Linked DNA regions of Homo sapiens: region 2 is linked to region 1. The links are chromatin contacts, found by Hi-C or POLR2A ChIA-PET in ENCODE. All regions are on one chromosome and are shown on one strand. The core of a region is the stretch at or near the end of the contact, and the rest is flanking DNA. Distances in the headings are between cores, read along the strand shown. Region 1 holds the start of LINC02226 (long intergenic non-protein coding RNA 2226). Region 2 has its middle 67 kb from the start of LINC02199.

Region 1 (7,323 bases), core at 2,201-4,700:
TCTCTCCCTCCCATTAAGTCTCCCTGTTCCCTGAGACACAATGTTAAAACTAGGCCAATTAATAACCCTACAGTGGCCTCTAGGTGTTCAAGTGAAAGGGAGACTTGCAAGTCTCTCACTTTAAATCAAAAGCTTGAAATGATTAAGCTTCGCAAGGAAGGCATGTCAAAAGCTGGATAGGTTGAAAGCTAGGCCTTTTGTGCCAAATGGGTAGCGAAGTTGTGAATGCAAAGGAAACGTTCTTGAAAAAAAATTAAAAGTGCTACCTCAGGGAATATAGGGATAATAAGAAAGTGAAACAGTCTTTCTGCTCATCTGCGGAAAGTTTTAGTGGTCTGGAGAGATTCAAACCAGACATATCATTTCCTTAAGCCAATGTCTAATCCAGGACAAAGCCCTAATTTTCTTCTTTTCTATGATGACTGAGAGACATAAGGAAGCTGCAGAAAAGTTTAAAGCTGGCAGACATTGGCTGATGAGGTTTAAGGAAAGAAGCTGTCTCCATACATAAAAGTGCAATGTGAAGCACCAAGTGCTAGTGTAGACACTGCCACGAGTTATCCAGAAGATCCAGCTAAGATCATTGATAAAGGTGGCTACACTAAACAACAGCTTCTCAGTGTAGGCAAAATAGCCTTATGTGGAATGAGATGCTGTCTAGGACTTCATCTGACATGCTTTATTGTGATATTCACTTTATTGAGGTGGTCTGGAACTGAACCCCCAATATCTCTGACATATGCCTGTAATTTGCAAGGGGGAAAACAACTTTTTGCTATTACATTCAAAATGGATTTTGAAAGAGTCAGTTTTCTTTTTTCTTTCTTTTTTTTTTTTTTTTTTTTTTTGAGACGGAGTCTTGCTCTATCGCTCAGGCTGGAATATAATGGCACAATCTCTGCTCACTGCAACCTTCGCCTCCCGGGTCCAAGCAATTCTGCTGCCTCAGCCTCCCAAGTAGCTGGGACTACAGGCACATGCCACCATGCCCGGCTAATTTTTGTATTTTTAGTAGAGATGGGTTTCACCACATTGGCCAGGCTAGTCTTGAACTCCTGATGTCGTGATCTGCCCACCTCGGCCTGCCAAAGTGCTGGGATTACAGGCGTGAGACACCACCCCTGGCCCAGGAGTCAGTTTTCTATATCACTTGACTTTCTTTGCTCAGAAAGTCCAGCAACATGTTGCTCTAGGTCTTTGTTTAAAAAAATGTTATTGTGCCCAAAGTATTTAAAAATTTCTAAGACTTAGTATCTATTTCCTTATTAGAACTAAGAAAAAGAGAGCTCACAGGTAGTGTCTGATCAAAAACCACAAGCTTGCTGCACACTTGGCCTATTTAGGATTCAAGTTAGAAACTGTCAACTGAGAGATGTTAATTATCTTCTTTTTAAAAGTTGCTTGTAGATCCACTGTTTTAGCCCAGAATATTTCATAAAATGACACTGATACGTTTTGAATATATGTCCCCACCAAATCTCATGCTGAATTTTAATCCCCAGTGTTGGAGGCGGGGGCTGGTGGGAGGTGTTTGGGTCGTGGAGGCAGATCCCTCAGGCTTGGTGCTGACTTCCTGATACTAAGTTCCTGCAAGATCTGGTTGCTGTAAATTGTGGCACCTCCCCACCACTTTTCTCTCTTCCTCCTGCTGGCCTTCCACCATGAATAAAAGCTCCCTGAGGCTTCCCCTGGAAGTCTAACAGATGCCAGCAGCATGCTTGTACAGCCTGCAGAACTGTGAGCCAATTAAACCTCTTTTCTTTATAAACTACCCAGTCTCAGGTATTTCTTTATAGCAATACAAGAATGGACTAATACAGACACATCATTTTTTTGTGTGTGGTAAATTCTTCCAATTTCTCACCTTGCATTCCCAGTGCTGCCCTAACTGGACCTGGGGAGTTTCATCATACTTTCTTCAATACAAAGATTGTGAATACCTATGAACTCTTTTAAGACAATTTGTATTCTGCCATCAGGCTTCCTAAGCTACCTTGTGGATCCACATGCAACAGAATCAGAACTTTCAAAGCAGTCACCAAACATGTAACTGACAACTTAAAAAAAAAAAATTCAAAATGAAATTAACAAGCACCAAGGGTGTTATTATTCTCTTATATTTCTTTTAGCAGCATTCCATCACTATCTGCTTCTTCCACTTCAGAAACCTGCAAAACTGCTGTAGAATATCAAGCAGTTGTTCTAGTGAAGTCAATTATTTTTTAGCTCACTGCAAAACATCTGTTGACCCACGTTTTAGTCTTCTGTTCACTCTCTTCCAAGTATGTACTTGGGAAAACAACAGGACATCAACCAGGCAAGCTCATTACCATTTTCCACAGATAAATCTTTACAGTCGGTGTGAAAAATCTCACCCTGAACTATGGTGGCTGTAGTGAAAAGAACCATGGACAGACACAAGTATGACTTGTGAACATGATTCATAAAGCACCCAGAGCCCCAGTGTGGCAACACCAGATGAATGAAAAAGGTTCTACCATGTTATCAAAATCATGTCATTCTCACTTTCCCTCAACAGTACCTAAATTTTAAAAAGAATATAAGCATAATGATGAAATACTACAAAAGTATCAATTGAGATCACACTGCACTCAATGAAAATTATCCATGTTTATGAAAATAAAGATCTGTATCCAAAAAAATAGCAAAGTGTCCACAATAAATTATAAACACCAGGACATCAGGGACATTGATCTCTATATCCCAAAGCCTAGAAAAGTGCCCAGCACCTAATAACAATACTAACTTTTGAACATTTCACCACGTGCCAGGCACAGTTCTGATATGCTCCATGTTTCAACTTAAGGCTTACAGGCCAGGCTTACAGGCCACCAGTGAATCTATAAAGTTTCAGTTTATATATGAGAACTGAAGCACGGGATTAGATAATATTCCGAGACAACACAAATTAGTAGCAGATGGGTTAAACTCAGGCCGCGCATGTCTAGAATATGCACACTTACATGCTTGTTGAAAAAACTGTGTTGATTAGTATCAAACTAGCTTTAGAAAATAGAAGTTAAAAAAGGCAATAGACTTTGGCAAATTATTTGAGTAAAACGTCAAATGTCAGATATGTCGAGGCATGGGTAGCCTTCTAAGGGGTCACGTCTATGGAAGGAAAAAGTTTGGCTTAACAAATAGGAAAGTGAGAAAAAGAATGAAACAGTAAAATAACAGGATCTCGTGATGGGGAAAAGGCGGCCTGCCCAGACCTAAACGCCTCGCGGCCTCGCAGGCGACGCGGGGATGACTCAGCAGGACAGAAGGGAGGGAAGCTCCAGACGCCACGGCCCTCTTCGAGATGAAAGTACCTCCCATCCTAAGGGACTGGCGTTCCAGGAACAGCTGCGCTGGCTGAGCCGGCTCAGTGAGGCGGAGCGGCCAAGCCTTCAGTCCACTCCCACTCCCCGATGAAAAACCCAAGACCGGGTAGCGCAGCCCCTCCGCGCACGCGTAACACGAGGAGACACCGCCCACACGCCAGACGCGCTGTGATTGGCCCCAGCTACCCTCGGACCGAGATTCCTATTGGTCCCAGGTGTCGAGCATGCGCACTTTGGTCGTGGGCGCGTGTGTGGAATGGGAGGAGGTCGCGCTGTCCATGGGCGTCCTTGGCCTGCGCCACCCAGGTGAGCGCTCCGGAGGCTGCGATCCCCGGGTCCCGACCGCCCGCCTAGCACTGGCCTGATGGGGAAGCGTCCCGGGACTGGAAGGGCAGCCGGCTTGCGCGCGTGGTTCCCACGCCCCTCGGGCTCGGGGGATCGCTCCGGGTGCTGGCTGCGGGCTCGGCGGGGAGGACCCCGGGAGCGCGTCCCTGGGCCCCACGTCGGCCTCTGCGCGGGCAAGCCCCTGGGCTCTTTGGCTCTAGACGCTTTCCAGGCCTGGGGAAACCGCATGCGTGGACGTGGGAAACGGGGCGCGTGACGGGGAGGGGCGCGCCCCGGGGGCCTGTGGTCGTTCCGAGCTTCCACCTGGCCCGACGCAGGCATGTGCCCTGCCCGCCGCGTCGTCCCTGGGCCTGCGGGGGCTGGGGCCTCAGCTGAGAGTCCTGGGAAGGTGGTGCTGGATTGTGGCTCTGTCGCGGGGATGAGGGGTTGATCTGGGAAGCCCTCAGGATGTGTGTGTGGCTCCTGGAAGGTGACGCACATTGTTAGCTTCAGTAAGGTTTTCAACACCATGTTTCCGCAGAACTTGGTCATAATAACTATATCGCCTTCTAATAGTGCTTTTGGGGAGTTACTCATTTTAACAGCTACTACGTGTTGAATGTCCTCTTGTTTGCCAGGTGCAGTTCTCATCCCTAGGGGTGGAGAGTTGAAGAAGATATATTCAGTTATTTTCTTTTTTAATGCTTGAGCTAACAATGATTTTATCCTTTGCTTTCTTAAAGGTTTAATTTGCTCTTAGGTGGACAGAAAAGCATAAACTGAATTTTAACTACAAGTTGGTCACAGTTGAAAAGCCTCATGTGTGGTTTGAGTTTTAGCTTAGATCTCTCCTTACATGTCTTTCCTGACAGCTCCTCAGATTTAGACAGTGTGAGGATCAAAACTGTATGAAGGTGCTTTACTCTTGATAATCTGTGAACGTCAACTAGGAAAATTTTGAGTGTATTAGAAATGTTTTTCGAACTCTTTGAGAGTCTAGGCAATTTCACTTGGGTTCTGTGATTAATTTGCAAAGTATTAGGATGAAATCAAGAAACCTGCAGTTTTAATTGAATTGACTTTGGTTTTGTTTCTCAAAAAGTGGGACAACAAAAATACCTACTTAAGACTACTGTTTCAGGCACTGTCTAATTGCATTCATCAGATCTTATTATATTCATTCCATGAGGAATCGAAGACCTATTCAGTCAAGCAGCAGCCCAAGGTTACACGTCTAATAAAGGGCACATTCCCAGATCAAGCCCATGTAGGCTGACTCTAGATTCTGATTTTGAACTGCTCTGTTTCTGAATTGGAGTTTAACTCCTCTGTTACCCCTAGATTAATGGTGAGTATTTTCTCTCACCCAAGTTAATTCCATTAACTCTAATCAGAACCCTAATTTAGCATATTTCCAGTACAGTAGTTGCGGATCCATCCTACTCTAGAGTTTTTGTGCTATGTGTTAACTGTCTTTTATAAATGAAGGGACGGCTTCCTCTGTAACATACGGGAGCATTGTATAATCTTTGAACAGGCAAAAGCATTCCAGAGAAAAGATAGATGAATTTCATATATTTTTATTAAAACAATTTTATTAAAACATAGATAAATACTGGATTATTTAAGCAAGTTGCAGTCTATGTAGGTTAACCACTAAGCTATGCTTCCTCTCTTTGCATGCGTGTGTGTGTATACGTGTGTTTTTCCTAAAGATACATCAAGGCTTAGTACTTTCACAATGAGTTAAGTCCTGCGCTGTGCCTTGAAAGATGAAGGGAGGGAGTTAGAGGCAAAGATGAATTAACAGGTTAACAGGATCCGGGTCCAAGTCCTTAGATGCCTATTAAAGAGTTCAGGCTTCACTCTGCGGGAAGTAGGAAGATTTTTGAAAGACTAAGTACTGGAAGGACATGATCAGGTTTGCAACTTAGAACTATCACTGTGGCTGCAGACCTAAGAGTAGACGAGAAGGGTGGGTAGAAAGGTTAGGAAACTACATTTTCCGAAGAAAAACATGGAAAGAACTGAAAGGGTGATCCTGGAGTCAGAGCCAGGTAGAGAGTTTAGGGATTTAAGGAGGATTTGGTAAGAGATTTATTGTGAATCCTACATCCTAAAATTTTAATGTTTTTTTTTCTTTTCTAGAGATGATAAATAGCCAAAGACGTCAATGGCACCCATGGACATAGTAAGCATAGTAGGAGCTGAAAAACTAGAAGCAATGACAATGTCAACTATTTTGAGCAAAAAGAAGCAGTGTCTTCGGAACATTTGATCATAAAACCAGAAATTAAAGGATGAGAAAAACATTTTTCTGAAGCTTATACTTTCACATTTCCTAGAGAGCATATTTGTGTGGATGGGGGTGGGTAAACACTCAACAAAAGTTTCTTTAAAAAGAAGAAACCATCCTGGTTTGATGTAATCAATGGTTGCCCACTGCTCCCTTCCTGTGCCTGTGACCCTTCCCAAACTGCCCTGTTGCTTGCAGGCTCGCCTGAGCTGAAAGGCAGCCCTCACATCCCGTCGGCACCTCCCTGGGGCCTTCTTTACACCCTGGAGAACTTCACAGGGAATCTGTGTCTGTAACACAAAGGCTTCCTGGTCCAGATGTAGATACTAAGGCTGACTGGTTATTTAAGTCCTGCGGACTTACTCTGCCAAAATTATTTAATCATGTAAAAATAATTTATAATTCTTATAAAGTATCCCCTTCATAATATAATGAATGTTGGTGCTATTACATTTAAGTGCACATGTACAGTATACAAGATTATTAATAATAATGTTTTCAAATAGTTATTGTCAAAGCTATTTTTCTTATGTTTATGAAAGTGCTTATAAAATTCATGTTTTATGAGGCTGGAGATGTATATTTTGTAATTTCATTCTGATATTTGTTAATATTCGCTTCCAATGCTGGTTTTGTTTGATGAGACTGACATTGCCTAATTTCAAGCTTTTTGAATGTGTATTCTTTCAGGGCAAGTATGAAATAACTAGTAAAAAATATACAAATATGCTTAACAATAAGTAGACTTTCTCACATTGATTACTTACAACAGCTTTATGTGGGGTGAATCAGATGCCTGTATTACAGAAGCATCTAATGCAAAGCAAAATAAAAACACTTGCATGAGCGCACAGAGGTAGGTGTGGAAGAAAGTGAAACACTATTTTAGGTTTTAGTTACACTCTGCTGTGGTGTGCTGCCTAGTATTTGCAGGTTAATGCAAATACTAGGGGTTATGAATTGTTTCTAAGTTTATTATTAAAAATAGCCTTGCTTCATTTCTTCCTAAAATGGAGACAAATATGTATAGTGTCTGTGTTACCAGTATGTGTAAGAGTAATATCTTAATGCGTGTAAAATGTTTATAGGAACCTGTATTTCAAAGAGCTATTTTTGCAAGTGACACTATCCTTTTAAGAAACTTTTTTATTCAAACTTTTTCCTCCATTTATAACTATTCTATTATTTCTTAATGTTCAGAACCCTTTTCATTATCTATAAGGTTAAATTTTAGGTAAGTAATGAGAAAATAATAATATGTGGAGAAGAAATGAGTGAGGAGTCGAGATGTGTGTCAATCAAGAATGAGTTTGTCAGCCCTTGTATTATGATTTTACTCGGGAGGGGATAATTATT
Region 2 (7,323 bases), core at 2,054-4,553, 450 kb after region 1:
CCTAGGAATTGGGAAATCCAGTCTCAATCACTATTCCTGTTGTATACTCACTGCTCCCTCCCCGTGCAGGTTGTACAAGATCCTGCTGGTCTGTGCTGCCATAAGCCGGCCTCGGCAATGATCTCAACTAAGTTCACAATGTCCTCTTAGAGCTGCAGACAGAGATGGAGCGTGTGTGCTCCATTAGAATCAAGGGTTTCCCTTCTCTGTGGCAACCATGGGTTTTTATCAAACACCTTTGAGTTCAGCCTCCTGATTTTGTGCATTCGATCACAGTGCACATCAACTCAATGCATCCCAGAACTTTCAGAATCTCCCATCCTTCTCATGCCCTAAGTTCAGAGACAGCCTTCTCTCCTATCCTGAGTCAGTCACTTCTGCTGCCTCAGCTCTAAGCAGCCATCTCAGGTCTAGAAAACTCAGGACAATGGCCTCCAGTGAGCTGGAAGCACAGAAACTATTTCCCCCTCGTAACTCATCCTCAAAGCCTCAGGCCTTCACAACCAGAAAGAGAGCCATTAAATAAAAAGGTAGGAGCCGGAGATGGTGCTGCTTTATTCTTTGATAATGAAGCTCTGGCTCCCGTACCATTTGCACCACCAAAAACAATTAAATAAATAGCACTAGTTAGTTTCTTCTCTCTTTAATAACTCACACAGTCACACGCATATAGAGACAGGCACATGCATATACATGTAATTTATTGCCTACTGAGTACCTATCTATTTCTTAAGTAGTTCCTCCTACCAGTTCTAATTTTATTCAAGTGGTCTTTATATTCAGGTAATTTATCAGAAGCAGGTTCTATCCACACATTCATTATTCACCATTCACTCATTTAGCAACCCTTCTACCACCCTTATTTTGTTCTAGATATTTTTTCAAATATTGATTCAATAACTCACAACCCTTTGTAGGTGTGTCCCCCCAAATAATCTAAACAACAAGATTTAGTCCATTCTCATTGCCAGTGTTGAGATCTGGATGGGAGACCTAGCAGCATCTGGGCCAATGAAATATAAAGAGAAGTTTCCCACTGGCTTCATGGGAAGTTCCCATTGCTCCCCTGGGAGAATGCTCAGGAGCAGCTCTCTGCATCCCCAGGTGTGAGAATGCTTCGAGTCCCGGGTCCTGATAACTCCATACTCAGGGAAACAGCCCTGCTCGGAACTGGACTGTGCCACGGGGACTGAAGAGACAGAGAGTATGGATCCCCTATGGCCCAACTGAGCAAGAGAACCCATCAGCACCAAGGCGAGTGGGGCACTTGTATCTCCAGGGTGTGACCTCAGGGTCACTTCTTTACTCCCTCACTAAGCAGTTAGCAGTAGGTTCTACCTTCAATCTGCTGGAAATACTCCCACTTGTTCGACAAGCCCTCCAAGCTGAGAGAATCAGGTTGTTTCTAATTATGTGGACAATGTACAGTGATAGAGATAAGTGCCTGGTAGAAGTTGACTTTACATAGCAGACCTTGTCCCAAAGAGCAGCTTCCCTTTTAATTATGGGCAGATGTTTCCATAATTTGACTCTTCCTCGGTCTTAACACTTAAGTAGGTAAGAAAAATTATTCCATGGGACATGGTCAATATGCAAATGAATGACAATACTCACACAATCAATTATAATTAAATTTATCATGCTTCCAGCTTTCTCTGATTTATTATGGAAAGATAACTTGTCAGAAGAGTTTGAACTAATTATAGAGTAGAATTTTGGTCTCCAGTTTCTTTCCCTGAGGCATTATTGAAGTCAGCCAGTGGCAGTGATTTAAAATGCATTCCATTTGGAAGCCTGCCAGAGGAACGCCCTACTCTTACAGAAGTAAGAGGCAATGAAACAACTCCGTATTTTCAAAGGCCTCTTTCAAATTGTATATCAGCAAAATTCCTGGAAAATGTGTTTAGAATTCAGCCACCAAATGTGTTGGTTCTTGTCTGGTCACATTTCCAAGGTACTTGTTGAACCAACACACATCTTCCCAAAGTCACAGATGAAGTGTCTCAACTTCCATCAGTGTAAAAAGGCAAAGTGGAGCTCACAATGTATGGCTTGTACCAATTGGCAAGAACTGGGGGCACATTAATTCTCATCTTTCCACCTCAGTTCCCTTTTTTTGTAAAATGGCAATAAACCTCTCTGTTTAAAGATTTATGAAAATTAAATGAGACTGTATTTCTAACACTAAGTACCATGACTGTCTCATAGGAGGTATGCAAGAACTATTTGTGTTCTCCTCTTTTTCTAAAAGTTCAAAAAATAACATTCACCCAGTCTACTATTCAAGTTCCTCCTGAACTGGGCTCCCGTTTACCCTTTAATCTCATCTTGAACTTCTCTCCTAGGTCCTGCCTTTCTCTGTGAAGCCATCTCTATACATCTTCCAATCACTATGCATTACCCCAACAATCCACGCCTCTGTCCTTGCTTCTCTCCCTGCCAGGCAGGCTTCACCCTCCTCTCAGCACTCACGGACCTTGGAAGCCCAGTTTGCAGCCTGCATCTTCACGAAGGCCTCTGCCTGCTACAGACTCCATGGGCTCTGCCTTCATTGTGAAGCGCACTTCTGTTCTGCGCCGTTCTCCCTCAGAGGTTGTTTCCCCCTCACCTGCTGTCCCACAGTGTTATTCAACTTCAGATGCCTGGCTTCCCAGCGGCTGGACACTAGGCTTCTTGAGGGAGGGAGGCACAGTATCATGCCCTATAACACAGTGGCCACAGGAGATTAGTTGCCCCTCTCTACCCACTGAGGTTTTACTCCTCAACTGTGCCCCACTGGGAAAGTGGACAAACTAATTCATCTTCTCTCTCATTACTTTGATAATTGGGCAGAGTATTCTTTATTAAACATGGCATAATTGAATAAGATAATGCCTTTCTTAATTTGAACCTGTCTATTTACAAATTACAAAATTAAATTATATGATCAAAATCAATATAAATGGTTTCAGAACAAGTAGTTTGACTTTGAAACTATTTTCAGAATGAACAAGAGCAACTGGGTCATTCTGCAAGTGTAGCGCCTTTGTGGGTGTATGCAACAGCTCGCCCTGGCACTGTGACAGGCCAGGCTGTGTGGCACTGACGTTAATGGCAAGAGATGGGGATCCAGAACACCTGGGCTCTAACCACGTCCTGCCACTAACTGGTCATGTAACTTCAGCTTCTTAATTAACCTCAACCAAGACCCTCATCTGTAAAATATGATGATAATAGCGCCTACCTCATAGGGTTGTTTTGCGTGGGGATCAAATGAGTGCATACACCTGGAGCGCTTGCAGCAGAGTCTCGCACGTGGAGTTTGCTCATTAACCCCAGAGCTCCGCATTGGGCAATGATGGAATGATGTCTACTAGGGGCAAGGCACGGATGATTCACCACCACAAAGCTCACAAAGAGGGAAACAGGACAGAAAAATCTGGAAACGGGCACTCCCTGGTATAAGCAAAATCCCACAGCTGTCCACCATTGACAGCAAATGGGTTCCCAAAACAATAGAGACTGAAAGTAGTAATTATATTTTAAATATTTTATATGATACAATTTGATTTCTTTCAATTTATATTTTTATTAGTGACACGATTCCTCTAGTGAACTACAAAACTTGTAACTATTAAACTTAAAGAGCAAACTGCCTAATCTTAATTTCAGTCAGATTATCTCATCTATACATCATGCTTTAGTAGAAAATATGTTAACCTGGACTCTAAATTCAGCATGAAAAGTTACGGCCACATTTTCCTCCCAAAACCTCAGTGTCTTTATTTAAAGCAACACAAACCGAACACCTACCTTCACTACTTAATGAATTTTTTGAGAGTTTGAATTGAAATAATTTATGGGAAAGATGTGAGTCACCTTAAACCACTGTAGAGGCACAAAGGCCTATTAGGAAGCTGAATTTACAACATAGAGTTTAAATTAAAAATTTCTGAGTCACAGGTATTCAATGTGTCATCTGTTCAAAGTTTACATAAAGCAAGAGGTTATTATTTTAGTCTGGTTATGATGTTAGCTTTTTGGAATTCACATTTAAATCAAACTGGACAGTAGGATGGAATCTGGACTTTTTTTTTCAAATCTCCTTCAATTATTAATAGATCGATATTGCTATGTGTGTTTGTGTGTAAGAATAAAACACATAGTCATATACGTTAATGTCAGCACTTCCTGGAAAAACCACGGCTTAAAAGCACGTACTTCTGCTGGAAAACATAGATTCAACAATTGTTTAACAGACTATAAGAAAGCACTTGATATCAGATTATTTACTCCTCCTACTACTCCGGGCGACCTGTAGCCACTTGGCTTTCCCTGCATGGGGTACCGTGGTGACAGGAGTGCCATGGCTGTGGGTTTCTCTCCCATTTACCTGCCATGACCAGGGGACATGAGAAAGGAGTTGGGGAGACCCCACAGCAAAGCAGCACTGTTCCTCTCTGTAACTCATTGCTCTCTCCTCAGTAGAGAAGTCGCTGGGGAGGTGAAGAATTCTTTAACCTCTATTTCCTCATCTATGGAATGAGGATGATGGGACCAGCCATCACAGAACAGAAGTAAGAATTAAATGATAATTCAGGGAAAAAGTTGTTGGAATCCTTCATCTCTGTGTTCTCTTCCCTCGGTGCCTCCCTGGACACAGGTCCCGTGACTACAGGTAGTGGAAGTATGCAGGATGCCCTGTGCTAGGTCTGGAAACGTCAAAAGGAGCATCTCCATGGAAAAGCTTGCAGTTTTATTTCTTTGTTTTCTGTGAGCGCTTTTTAGAGCTCCAGACTTCTTAGCGCCTCCTTAGGGTTGGCACAAGAGTGAGGGAGACATAGGAGCAGTTCAGCTTCTCTCCACCGGGGGCAGCAGAGAGTCCACCCCAACAACTCTAAAGTGGAGATATTTTTCCTCTGTAAGAAAGAAATTGAGAAGGATAGGTGACTTTCCCAGTGTCACAGAGAGAGTGCACATGACTCATGGTTGGCTGGGTTTAGACTGGATCTTTTGGAACATCCTGCATGTCTTTGGCAAAAAGGAGACCAGCCCACCTCCAGGCACCTGGTCACCTGGGCATGAGATGAAAGAGGGGATATGGGTTTGTCACTCCTTGGAGCCACAAAGCTTGTGCTTGAGGAGAGTATCTCCTTAGTTGGAACATACAAAGGGGCCTGTCCTTCTTCCTATCCAGAGCTTTAGCACTCTTCTCTCCAGTGACGTGGAACCACCGGAGGCATCTGAACCAGCTAAGGGATGCCCAACTTCTGTAGCTCAGAATGACTTGACAGGTGGCCCACTGGAGTGGAAGTTTGATGAACTGACCTCTCAGCAAAGCCATTCACCTGGTAAAATACTATATTCTCCATCATATAGCATGCCTTCGTCTTTGCCAAAACATTTCTTGTTCAGTACTAGTGCATGACTCTACTGCAGGGATTCTGTTTCATTGTTGAAAAGGAACAAAAGAAATATTCATGTAGTGAATTTGAAACTACAGAAAACTGGACTATTTAATGGTATTTACTTCAACATTTATCATAAAACAACTAAATCTATTCTGAATGTCATAAGAGGATGTTGTCCTGGAAAAATTTACTTTCTAGTTTATCTTATTTATGACAAGGATTTGTTGGCAGCAATGAAAGTCTTTCAAAACAAGAGTATAATGATTTGTAACTCAGCCGAGTTCAGAAGTCCTGGTTTAGTAAGATGCAATTAAAGTATAGATCCTCATTAGATGGTATTCCTCAAAATGGTTTACAAATCCAAATGGACAAGCAATTGTTTCATCCATGTATTGTTATTATTAAATATTTATGATTGAATTTTTGATTTAAATGTATCTCAGTTGCATGCATTGAGGAACACTTTTCATAACTGGGAAAAACAAATACTACACAATTTGGATATTATGATGTGAATGTTTTAATAGATTTTCAGAATACTGTGATTTCTCAGAGGTGATATTTATAGCTTAATATAAATTCTGAACACAATATGTCAGATGTGTGACATTAAGCATATGTACTTATACTTAAATATTAATCTAAGGTGTGTGATACCAGGTAACAGGAAGAGTAGATAAAGATATGTCCAGGGTGGCGAAGTTATGACACAGAAAACATAAAACCCCTTCTGTAGACATCACACAGAAATTGTGCCAACTCCATGGAGAGATAAGAACAGTAACCTTTACATCTTCACAAAAATGAGGCAGTAATAGTGCACAAAAATTGTGTACTTAGCGTTTGCCAGGCATCGTGCTAAGGATTTTACATGCATGTCTTATTTAGTCATTAGGATATTTTGGGGAAAGAAAGGCAGAGCTCAGCAACAGGGAGGAGTGGTGGACCTGGCTAAATGAAGTGGTACCAAAAAGTACCATGTTTTGGTTGCTAGGACATTCTCTACCATCCAGGAAGAATTTTCTGCAAAGTGAGAGTTTCTTGGTGGTCAGAGTATGCATGCTAAAGACTTTTGATTATTCTGAGCAGCCAGTAAATTAGTATGGTGTAGTGATAATGAGTAATAACAGAGAAAATGTATTCAGGAGTAGGGGTAATTAAATAGGACTAGGTCATAAAAGAAAGGTGAGGACTTCCTCCTCTGCAGTCAACTAAATCCTGAGGTTAGAAAGATGCATCAAGTCGAATCCTGCTATTGTTCTATCATATGTACAACAGGGTCAACGGTTAATTGAAGTAGAAGCTGAGGATTTTATTTTACTTTTTAAGTTTAGGTCAAACAGTGTTTCTGTGCATGGCTAATGGAGTGTTTTGGGAGATAGATAGTTAAATTGTAGTTCATTGCATATGTACCCTAAGGGAACACTAAATAAACTATACTCTAGGTAGAATCATGAATGTACTTTGAAATATGTTTAATACTACAATTAATACAAGCAAGACAAAAGTAAAACTGGGCCAATTGTTTCACCTCCTCATCCAGCTGGCCGTGATTTTTAAATATTAATTTCTTTTTTGGCACTCACTTTCATTATCTATAAAATTAGGGCAGTTGAATTATTATGTCCCTTTAGGAAGAAGATCCCATGGCCCTGAAACCTCTCTTCCTTGACAGAGAGTTTTATGAGTGCTACACAGAAAATGTCACAAAATATGTGTCCTGCTTAATAGGTGAATTTTGTTTTCATGTTGTACTCTACCATTCCCAGGAAAAGGAGATTGACACACTTACCTCTAAGGAGAAGTAATCAAAAATAGTGGAAAATGAGAGGTCTTCAGAATGGGACCTGAAGACCCCAGAGAGATCCTGTGTCTCTTCCAGGCAGTATGCAACATCAAAGCAAAAAGAATTCAATGACATTATTTGCCTTTT

What was found. Hi-C counts contacts between places; a loop is a spot of excess contacts on that map. ChIA-PET counts read pairs that join two places held with the same protein, here RNA polymerase II (POLR2A). Pooled maps may share reads with other maps.
Region 2: a loop to region 1 is called in a map of MCF 10A, with 7 times the contacts of the local background. The contact joins the enhancer-like site here to the promoter of LINC02226 in region 1. A Hi-C loop is called at or near these places in 1 of 168 maps with a recorded cell type or tissue (MCF 10A) and 1 of 50 pooled maps. POLR2A ChIA-PET finds 5 or more read pairs at or near these places in 1 of 52 experiments (MCF 10A).

Annotation. Positions count from the first base shown.
Region 1 is chr5:8,454,114-8,461,436 of GRCh38, forward strand. LINC02226 (long intergenic non-protein coding RNA 2226) reads right to left here and starts at 3,451. Exons shown (of 6, transcript NR_039984.1): 1 at 3,336-3,451. MIR4458HG (MIR4458 host gene) reads left to right here and starts at 3,574. Exons shown (of 2, transcript NR_039989.1): 1 at 3,574-3,653; 2 at 5,820-7,323. It overlaps MIR4458 (microRNA 4458), which reads left to right and starts at 6,812; the gene lies at 6,812-6,886. It also overlaps the pseudogene LOC100419318. RefSeq lists an enhancer at 3,164-3,263 and silencers at 3,784-3,833, 3,844-3,903.
Region 2 is chr5:8,903,413-8,910,735 of GRCh38, forward strand. No RefSeq gene overlaps it. Among named protein-coding and RNA genes, the nearest start is that of LINC02199, 67 kb to the left of the region's middle. Within about 2 kb of position 3,304, at least 4 of the 41 ENCODE cell types and tissues checked have a DNase peak (open chromatin) inside an H3K27ac peak, as active enhancers do.